Regions from separate parts of the Homo sapiens genome. Here region 2 is linked to region 1. A link is a loop called in an ENCODE intact Hi-C map of the cell type or tissue named here. Cell type or tissue: heart right ventricle. All regions are shown on one strand. Each heading gives the region's core, and the rest is flanking DNA. Links, peaks and the distances in the headings are about the cores only. Region 1 has its middle 260 kb from the start of STK31. Region 2 holds the start of LOC105375188 (a long non-coding RNA gene).

Evidence for each region. Peaks named below come from ENCODE experiments on the same cell type or tissue, not always from the same donor. Only the 100,000 strongest peaks of a DNase experiment are listed, where the experiment ranks them.
Region 2: a loop joins it to region 1, with 11 times the contacts of the local background. A loop is called at or near these places in 3 of 110 quality-filtered maps.

The regions. Positions count from the first base shown.
Region 1 is chr7:23,964,874-23,970,254 of GRCh38, reverse strand. No RefSeq gene overlaps it. Among named protein-coding and RNA genes, the nearest start is that of STK31, 260 kb to the right of the region's middle. In heart right ventricle, for the core only: no CTCF peak of the experiment used is centred there; no DNase peak of the experiment used is centred there; H3K27me3 peaks cover 251 bases.
Region 2 is chr7:24,018,233-24,023,613 of GRCh38, reverse strand. LOC105375188 (a long non-coding RNA gene) reads right to left here and starts at 4,995. Exons shown (of 3, transcript XR_001745008.2): 1 at 4,893-4,995. In heart right ventricle, for the core only: no CTCF peak of the experiment used is centred there; no DNase peak of the experiment used is centred there.

The DNA of each region.
Region 1 (5,381 bases), core at 293-5,292:
GGTCTGAAGTGGGGCCTGGAAATCTATTTCTCTTCATTTTCTCCCAGGTAATTCAGATGTGCAGCCACATTTGAGAACCATTGCCCCAGATAGCAAACATTTGTTCTAAGTAACCAGTCACGCACCACCACCCCCACCACACACACACACAGTCTCCTTCTTTTGGTTCTGCTTATTTTCCCCTTTCTGGCCCCATATTCCCTTCCTACCTCAATTTTGATACCCACTCTTGACCCAGTTGTTTTGGGTTATCCTCCTGTCTACCCTCTGGCTCGTTGGGCCTTGGACACATGTATTTGGTGCTTTTCTCACTCCCTTCTTCTTCCTCTAGGGCCTTGGAAACTCTTCCCTTCAGCCTGTCTAGCTCTCTAATGCAGCACAGGTCCCAAACACCCCTCCCTCAACCCAAAGAGAGGAAGGCATTCATGTAGAGCTCACTGATGGCCTTATCAAAACTCCAGTGCCAAAGCACAGGACTGTAAGCAACGTGAGGAAGCAGGGGCTGGACAGCTATCTCTTGATACTTTTATGAGGTCCAAGGGCCCCCTGCCCTTCCCCCACACTCTTTTAGTAGTTTAAACACAATCTCAGTTTCTTTTTTTTTTTTTTTCATTACATAGATAACACATGAATGCAGTCTCACTGTAAAATAATTCAAACAACACAGATAAGCTAAAGCTGCAGTGCCCCATTTCCGGGCACCTCCCCAAAAGTGACTGATAACAAATCGGCATGTTGTACATTTCTTCACATCTTTTTGCATTTACATACATCAAGTTAAAGAAGTTCTCAAAGGTGGGTGGAGAATTTTGCCCCTCAGGGGGAGATTTGGAAAAATCTGGAGACATTCTTGGTTGTCACAACCCAAGTCGTGACACTAGCAGTTAGTGCTCACACAGGACTGCCTCCACAACAGAGTTATCCAGCCCAAATGCCACAGTCCATCGCTGAGAACCCCTGAGTTGAACTGCATGAATCTGCCAATGACTGACCAATTTTGACCTTTAAAAAGGCCATTTCGTGTGGTACAACCCAATATATTTGTATACATATGGAAACGTACAGTTTTGTTTGTGGCTGTCTTACATAAATACATCATACAATGTAGTATGATTCTATAGCTTTCTGATTCCACAGCTTTCTTTTCTGATTCTATAGCTTTGTTTCTGATTCTACAGCTTTCTTTTTCCTTTAACAGTATGCCTGGAGGATTCTCTGTGTCGGGAGCCAGAGCTCTATCCAATTCCTTACAGCAACTATGTGATGTTCTGGCTGAGAAGGCTCTCTGTGGTCCCTTAGTCACTCCCCTGTGGAGGGATGTTGGATGTTTCCAGTTCTTTATTAGTGTAAACCAAAAGGCATATGAGCATCTGTCTCTAGGTCAGATAGACAGGTGTCAATCAGTTTAGACGTTTATTTTGTCAAAGTTAAGGATCCACCTGGGAGACAGGTCTGTGCCTTTTCCCAAAGAAGATTTTGAGGGCTTCAATATTTAAAAGGGAAAAGCAGGCTGGAGGGGAAAGGAAAGATAGGTCACATTACTGAATCCACATGTTGCAAGAGAAAAGGAGTAGGTAGGGGTTAGTTAATTATGTATTATCTCACATTCAGCAAATCGGCACTTTCCATAAGAGAAGGTGAACATAGAGTGGCTACCTGTGGAGATATTTAACTTTTTACCTGTAGCTATCTGCTCAGGAACAAAAGGAAATGCAGCTTCTTGCATGACTCAGCTTTCAGCTTCATTTTTTCCTTTGGCAGAGTGAATTGGGGCCCCAAGTTTTATTTTCCTTTCACACTAGTAAAAACCACACTCCAATGAGCTCCTGACCCACTCCCTTACCCACACACTGGTCAGGTCTAGAGGGTGGGGATGTTGAGGATGGGGGACACTGAGGACCAGAAAGGAAGGGACTGGGGATGAAGAAAGAACAGCTTGGGCTACCAGGGAGGGCAGGGACTTCCTTGAGCTCCTCCAGCCCTGGCTGCCACCAGCTCACGTAACTGCCTGTTATCCTGCACAGCAGAGGCCATTTCAAGCCATGGGTATTTACAACAGGGCTGTGTGAGTTCTGAAACCCACTTTTTAGGCTTTCCACCCTGCTACTCTCTCGGGGTGAGTAAAGGGCTCAGGGAGTGACGTACATCACTTGCCTGCCACCGAGGCCTCCCCCGGTGCTGCTGGGAGTTTCTGTCACACCTGTGAAACCTACTCAACTGTCAACACATCACTCAGCAAAACAGCCCCCCACATTTTCTAGGCATGCAGCATTGTTCTATCCAAAGAACCAGAGCCAGAAGAAACCTTTGCTTTAAGGGCTTTAATTACCATGGAAAACGGCATGCAGACTATTCCAAGACAAAAAGCCTTCTCCACATGTTCTGAGAGAAAAGCATACTGTCATCTGAAAGAGTAATTTATTTCCACATAATTGGCTGTATAAAGGGCATCTTTGGTATCTAATTCCTTAAACAACTGATGGCCTACTGGTGCCAGTGCTGACCCCACAGGGGAAGGAATGCGTAATTAATTTACTCATTTACGATTAATGCATTTCCAGCTTTCCTTTGCTGCCACTCTTCAAGGAGAAAATTGCCCAGCCCTGGGACTCTATTTCTGAACACCTAATTCATTTAAAATAGAGAAAGAAATCTGATGACAAGAAGTCGGTTGTTAATAGAAGACCCCTGAGGCCACACCTTTCCTGTGTGCCCCTGTCCGTCTCAGAAGTCCGTTTGAAAAAAGGTCTTTGCTCAGCTGTCACCAGTAAAATCCTTACTACACATTACTACATGTCTGCTTTTTAATTTTTGTTTGCTCATTTCCTGTTTTGTTTTTTAACCACTATGGTACCATATGGTACCGTAGTGTTTTGTTTTTTAACCACTATGGTAGGTAGGTAGTATGGTACCTACTACCTATTTAACATATTAACCACTATGGTAGGTAGGTAGGTAGGTATAGAGAAGTGAAGAAGGGAGGGAGGAAGAGAAAGAAAAAAAAAAAGCATTTCAAGTGGCCCCTACATCTTCACATAGCATAAAGGCTAACTATTTTGAACCACACCCAACCAATCTGTTTTCAGTGAGGAAAGATGATATAACACAAGCTGCCAACATTTTTTCCTGGTTATTCATGGTGTTTTGTGAACATCCTATTGTGTCTTTTTAATTGCTCTTTCTTGAGCTCAAATTTATGGAAAAGAGTAACTCAGTAATATGGGAACCCAAATATAGCTCTTCATTCATCCAGCACCATTTTTAAAGCAAGGCTACATACCAGGCACTCCCTTATTTCCTTTTTTTTTTTTTTTTCCTGTTTCTCCATCAAAACCAAGTTACCCTGTGTGCCATATTCTCTGTCTTACGAGATAATCAAGTTCATATTTAGAAAACTGTGCTCCCCACACCTCCCAAGGGTGGTTTATATTCCCCATTTGTGAGGTGTTATTATTCCAAGGAGGTAATATGCTGGTGTCTTTAATAGGGCACCCTCACAAATCTCCTAAATACTCTGTTATACTATTTCTAAAGCCATCATTTTAGTCCCTTCCCAACCCTGACTTTCTCAGGTCTCTGATGGCTGGGTTGGACTTTTAGCTTTTAATGAATGGCATCATTACACATCCTGGACAATCCCCGTGTGTCCACAGGATCCCCAGAAGCAGCAGATGGGATCTTCCATGTAAAGCTCATAGTTAGAACCCTTTAGGACCGCCTAAAATAATGCCCAACTTCCAAATGAATGTAGTCCATGTCTTTGTTTATGCTCAGAGTAACCAGTGAGGAAAATGTCAATGGGAGGGTTAATCACGACCTGCTTCAAGAAGTACATTTAGATTATTATTACTATTATTATTATTTACATTTTACAGATGAGAAAACTAGGGGTCAGGAATAAGTGTCAACCTTCATACAGCCCCATCAATGACACAAATTCATAGCTCATTGGCCACCAAATTTGTAACTCTTTTTTGCTAATACTGATTCAGTAAAAAAGAAAATCAAATGTGCAGTTTGAGGAATCAAGGAGGTAAGGGAGGAAGGCATGAGCTGCACCTCAGTGCACAGAGTTCCGACACAGTTGGGTGAGAGCCCATACAATGGGATTCTAAGGGTTCTTGAATGCACAGCTTGGCAAGATCCCCAACAATCATAGTTCCAAGACCTGCACCCTTAGCAGATATCCTAAACCCTCGGGCATGAGCATTGTCATCGCCCTGTAGCAAAAGTTCACAAACCCACGCTGCACATGAGAATCACCTGGGAGCTTTTAACATACGCAAATATCCAGTTACCAAGAGATTCTGATTTGGTAGGTCTGGGGTGGGGCCCAGGCATCAGAGTCAGTTAAAGCCTCCCAGTGGTTCTTATGGTTAGCCAGGGTTCAGAACCACTGGTCTGCAAGCAATCTTGGCCCATTGCTACCATGAATGGTCAGGATTGCTGCTTACTCTCTCTTCTGTGTCTCTCCTGGGGCCTGTCCTCTCAAGTTCTTTTTAGCAATTCCTTCTATTAAGGCCTTCCAAAATCACCTTCTCAAATTTCATTCCAATTAATAAATGTGAGCTTTTTCACAGGGAGTGGGGAGCAGTCAAAGGACTGTGGACAAAGGGAAATTTTGCATTATTATTTATCACTGAAAATATATGTAGTACTCACAGTGTGCTGGAATAAAGGATTTCAAGATTCCCTTATCTGGTTTTCAGCGGCTATGAGCACAGTTAGTCATGCGGTTTTATGCTCCTCTGTTTAACTGCCTGTGAAGTTAATAGGTAGATGCAATGCTGGAATTGAGCAGGTTCAACTCTGAACTCAATGTATGGCTTCTAAAGAAAGGAGCAATTGTCGCCTTTAAGATTGCAAAAATCCAATTAAGTATCACTCTCCCCTGCCACGCGATAGACTTAGACCCTGGAAGTAATGTTAATGACACCACACTAACATCCAGGACAATCACCATGCCCCTTTTACTGAAATCACCCCAGAGCCAGCGATTATATGGAAAGTGCAAGAATTTTAATGCAACCCCCTGGCTTTCAGGTGTCAAACAAAATGCTATGAGAGGCAGGGGCTGATGAGGGCCAGACAATAAATCAAAAAAGAAAAACGTGCCATTATTCTGTTTTCTTTTTCCGAGAAGAAGTATTCAAGGTCAGCAAAACAGACACAGACATTTTCCCCCAAAGATATGTCCTTTGGGATCCACTGCCCCAGCGTCCATGCCCCTCCGTTTGTTCTCCACTGTAATTAAGACATATGTACTTTTCTGGGCTTTGGGAGTTGCTGACAGACAGCTCAGCTGCCAACAAAGAATAAATTGCCAGAGGCGGATGCTCAGTGTTAGATGGCGCCCCAGGCAACGTGAGGCTGTGCGGCTA
Region 2 (5,381 bases), core at 316-5,315, 53 kb before region 1:
AAAAAGAAAAAAAAAAAAAAAAAGGCTGGGCGCTGTGGCTCACACCTGTAATCCCAGTACTTTAGGAGGCTGAGGAGGGCGGATCACCTGAGGTCGAGAGTTCAAGACCAGCCTGGCCAACATGGTGAAACCCTGTCTCTATTAAAAATGCAAAACTTAGTTGGGCGTGGTGGCTGGTGGTGGGTGCCTGTAATCCCAGCTACTTGGGAGGTTGAGGCAGGAGAATCACTTGAACCCAGGAGGTGGAGGTTGTGGTGAGCCGAGATTGCGCCACTACACTCCAGCCTGGGCAACAAGAGTGAAACTCCATCTCAAAAAAAAAAAAGCATACATAATTTTTATTCTGTGAATCTGTGAAGCCATCTTTCAAGTTATGGTCCCCAATTCTTTCTGTTTCCATTTGTAAGTCATGAAGACCAGATACATTTGGCAGTAATAATCTTTTATTTATATAAATTGTGCAGAAAAGCTTATAGGTGGTAATTGATCCTTTATCCTATGAGCCACAAAAATTGAGCCTCAAAGTTGAGCCACCATTCTGTCTAAAAGGCAAAAACTTATTTTAGAAATGGCCCATATGGCTCCACTTTGAGCTTCTAGTACTGACAGGCAGCTATGGGGAGCCAGATGGTGACATAGGTAGCATTCCAACATCATACATCTTCTTCATTAAATTAAATTTTCAAATAAGAAACTTAAAAACTAAATATAATGGGATACAATTATCTTAGGAATCACACATGCAATGTGCCTTGCTGTTTATTTTATTTTATTTTATTTTGACCTATTTTGGTACATAATTATTAACTAGAATTGTGGAATACATTAGATGCAATCATATACTTGATAATATTGGTGAAATGTTAATTACCTATTGTATGATTATTAAATGAATTTCTCTGTGTTAGGCAAATATAAATGGAGAAAAGACAAATATAATCAAAATATTCCAACCTAGAGAAAGAGGAGGGTTAGCCAATCAGGACTAAGTTTTGCTGCATATATTAGAAACCTTAAATAATGGTGCATAAAGAAGATATTTTTCACTGAAGAAAAAGAAATTCAGAGGTTGATGATCCAGGACTGGAAAGGAAGCCCCAGGGTCTTTGGGGACCAGCCTTCTTCAACTCTCCGTGCCATCATCCTTAGTGCATGGTTTGCATCCTCAAGGATGGCATCATGGCCCAAGATGGCTGCACGTACAATGCTGTGCTCTAAGCCTGAAGAATAGTGGTAGGCACGGCTGAAATGGCACCAGTGTCGTTAGCAAGGCTTCCTCAGAAGTTCCAACCAATGCCTTCTGTTTATATTTCATTGGCCACTCCTTTCCCAGCAAAGAATACTGGGAAATATAGTTGTTTCAGCTAAGGATTTGGCTGCCTTCCAAAAACAAATGCCCTACAGGAATTCTGGTAAAGAATGGAAGGAGAATGGATATTGGGGAGAGAACAAAAAGTCCCTGCCACAGGTTTAAAGAATCCCATTCAGGAAAATGAATATGGAGACAGGGGCCAGAATAGCCAGATATTCTTGTGGAGCAAACATCAAAACAAGGCAAGGGAAGTCTTTGGGCCAATATGAGGAAGGACAAAAGAATTTCAGAGTTCGAGGGTCAGAGGATTTCCAATAGGATAGGAAGGAGTCACTGATCAATTGCTAATGGTCACCTTGCCTTTGTGACAGCTAAGAAAAGAACTATTTGCTGATTCTTAACCAACATCCACAACATCAAGAAACAGAGTCATAAAACAATGAAGTCTCCATGCCAAGTAAGGCATTCCTCAAGCATCTGGGAAATGGCAAGCAGGCCTGACCCTGCAGTTCCATGCCTTCTCTAAGAAGGCCACTTTTAGAGACTATGTAAAGGCCAGGCATCTAGAATGGGTCTGAAACAGGCACCTGTCATTGCACCCATTGTTTTCTATACTGGGTGACCCTCAGGCCTGCAGAGCATTCACTGAGAAGTAAAAGCCCATGAGTCATGGGGTAAAGACGGTCTTCCCTATCTCCTGGCCGCCATCACACTCCAACAGATGGACTTCTGCCTTAAGAGCTTGGATGTCAAAAATGCATACCTGAGGAGCCTGTCTGTAGTGGGAGGTGGGGCCACGTAATAGGGGGTTGGAATAAGCTCTTCCTGCTGCTCAAGCAGCTATGCCCTTTCTTGGAGTTCTCTAATGTTCTTAGAGTCTGAGTTGAAATCAAAGTCAGATGCCCCAGGTAGACCAGAGTTGCAGGGTCTCTGAGCCCAAACAAAATGCAATGATGGAGGAGAGGCCTGGAGTACCCAGAACATCTGGCATTCAAGATCAAGCAGTTTAGAATAAGATGAAAACTACATCTTGAGGGGTTTAATCACCACATGGGGCTCATTTGTACATTTTTCGAAAGTGGCTTACACCTTCTCAAACTTTGCTCAGATCTCCTTTCCTGCAAGTCAGGGCTTCCCTCCTCACTCGCCTCTCCCAGGGATTATTCCAAGCATCAAGAATAGTATTTGTTTCCTAAGGCTGCCATAACAAAATACCATAAACTAGGTGGCTGAAAACAATAGAAATATATTCTGTCATAGTTCTGGAGGTCAGAAGTCCAAAATCAAGGTGCTGGCAGGTGTGGTTCCTCCTGGATGCTCTGAAGGAGAATTCTTTCACACTTCTCTCCTAGCTTTTGGTGGCTACTAGCAAATCTTAGTATTCCTTGGCTTGTAAACATATCACTTCTATCTCTGCCTCTACTTTCATCCAGACTTTCCCTTTCTATGTCTCTAAATAACCCTCTGTCATTGAATTTAGAGCTCACCCTAAATCCAGGTTGATTTAATCCCAAGAGCCTTAACTTAATACTATCTTCAAAGACACTGCTTTCAAATAAGATCACAGTCCCAGGTACTGGAGGTTAGAACTTGGACTATTCAACCCACTATGAGAAATAAAAATAAAATAGAAACCAGAATAAGCCAAATTCTCTCATCTCTCAAAATTTTAAAGTGTGAGATGCCCAAAATTGTGATTTCAACAGTGTTAATGCTATGAGTCTCTGATACAATCTTTCCTTTCTGCTAAAATACATATGGAGACATCAGAAAAACATAAAAATTAAAAACTAAATTACATAACCACAGAGGCAAAAAACAAGTTAGCAACTTTTTGCCAGAATCTGGGAGCATGCCCACCAGCTTCAAGGCCTATGGAGCTTGCTTGAGAAAATTGGCTGGTGGTTTACAAACACTCTGCCCTTTGAAACCAACAGCCATGCTAGTCTGAAAGTGGCAATATGTCAGGAGGTCCTAAAACCTCCCCTAGATTTGACAATTCACTAGGAAGACTCAAAAGACTCAGCATATAGTTGTAGTCAGAGGTATGATCTATAACAACAAAACGGTACCAAGCACATTCAGCAAAGTCAAAAGGCCCCTGGGGTGAAGCAAGAGGGAAAGCAGGCACAGGCTTCCAAGATTTCTCACCCAGTGGAAATACACTGGGCATGTTTAATTTCCGCAGCAACAAGTCATCACAACATGTATGAAATGCAGCCAACCAGGGAAGCTTGTTAGACTCAATGACCAAGGCTTTTATTGGGGGATGTCCCCAGATGCAACCCCCTGCCTGGCACATACCCAAACTGTAAACTCTCAGAAGGAAAGGAGGTGTCCGGCGTAAACCACGCTGTGTGTAAAAACAGTTAAATGGGCACAGTGAGCCACTCTTATCAGTTCATAGTGGGAATCTAAGCTCCCAGATGACAGCCAAGGGCCACCCTTTGAAGCAGGCCTTTTCAAGGACAGCAGTTTAGTTCTACTCTGCTAACTCTTTTCTGCATAGGGAGGCTGAGAAAAGACTGTGCCTTCCTTCCCCCTCTGTCTTCCCTGACCCAGAGAAGCAGAGTGTCAGAAAACAACAACCACCCCCAGGCTCTGCAGGATGCTTTGAGACAGGTAGGGTTTGGATCTTGCCTTTATACCCTCAATGGCACCTTTTAACCTATATCCATTTAGAAACCAAGACTGCATTACTCAGAAGTAAATAGAAGAGAAAGAGGAAGGGGAGCATAGAAACACCTTGCATTCCAAGAGGTAGGGTCCCTACACATGACAGGGTCTAGGTAGAAACAGGGATGGTAGGGTGCTGGGAGCAGCATAGACTCTTTTCCCCTGTATCGCATGAAAAGATCATGACCAGGTTGGTGGTGGGGAGCAAGTGGTAAGAGAGAAGAACCAATGTCATCCCTGCAGAATCAGTGTTTTTCCTTTTTTTTTTTTTTTTTCCGACAGAGTCTGTCTCTGTTGCCCAGGCTGGAGTGCAGTGGTGCAATCTAGGCTCACTTGTAACATCCGCCTCCTGTACTCAAGCCATCCTACTACCTGAACCTCCCAAGTAGCTGGGACTACAGGCACACGCCAAAATGCCCAGCTAATTTTTGCATTTTTTGTAGAAACAGAATTTTGCTATATTGCCCAGGCTGGTCTTGAACTCCTGAACTCAACTGATCCACCTGCCTTGGCCTCCCAAAGTGCTGGGATTACAGGCATAAGCCACCCTGCTGGGCCAGAATCAGTGTTTTTTAAACATGCTATGTGCCCTGAGATTCCCCAAAAATATCTCCCACTACAGGGAGAAAGGACAGGTCAAAGAATGGGCTCAGCACATCTCCGAAATTCAGTCAGGGCGAGTCCGCTTTTTCCTGTTTGCAATAACAAGCTTATGCATAATTTTTCATATATGAAATAGGCTTCTTGAAAAAAAATAAGCAATTTAAAATCATTGCACTAGATGAGTGTCTGCCAGACAGTGGGAAGTGTTTTAGTTACTGAGACATCAACTAGGCTGCAGGTATAGAACTGGGAGGGAGATTGTACTAGCACCAAGCAGACAATGAAAGCAGACCGCTCTTACCTTTTCTTTGGAAAACACCAAATCTGATAACCTGGTTACCCACAGAGGAAGTAAACCATCTCTTCTGCAAATACAAATGCTAGAAAATGACAGAAAAATAACTGGTGGTTTTTAAGCTCTTAGACATGAGCTCCATCAAGTAGATGATGAAAGCTATAAACTACAACAAAAATGAACACACAATTGTGCAACACTCTGGCATAACAATTACAAAAGGTTCACAGATCCTCCTGAAGCTCATATCCATGTTTAGAACCTCGTAGAGCTTCAGAGCCCATTTTAAATGGAAAGACAGACCTAGTCCAGTTGTTATTCAGTTTTGAAACCAAAAGAAAGACATTCTTATAAATGCAATTATATGAAAATGTTTATTCATTCAACAAATATTAAATATCAATAATGCTTTAGGGGCAGGGAAACTGTGAATAAGCAGACAAGCCAGTTTCTTTTGTAGAGCTTATGTCTTTTAAGAGGGAAAACAGATGTAAA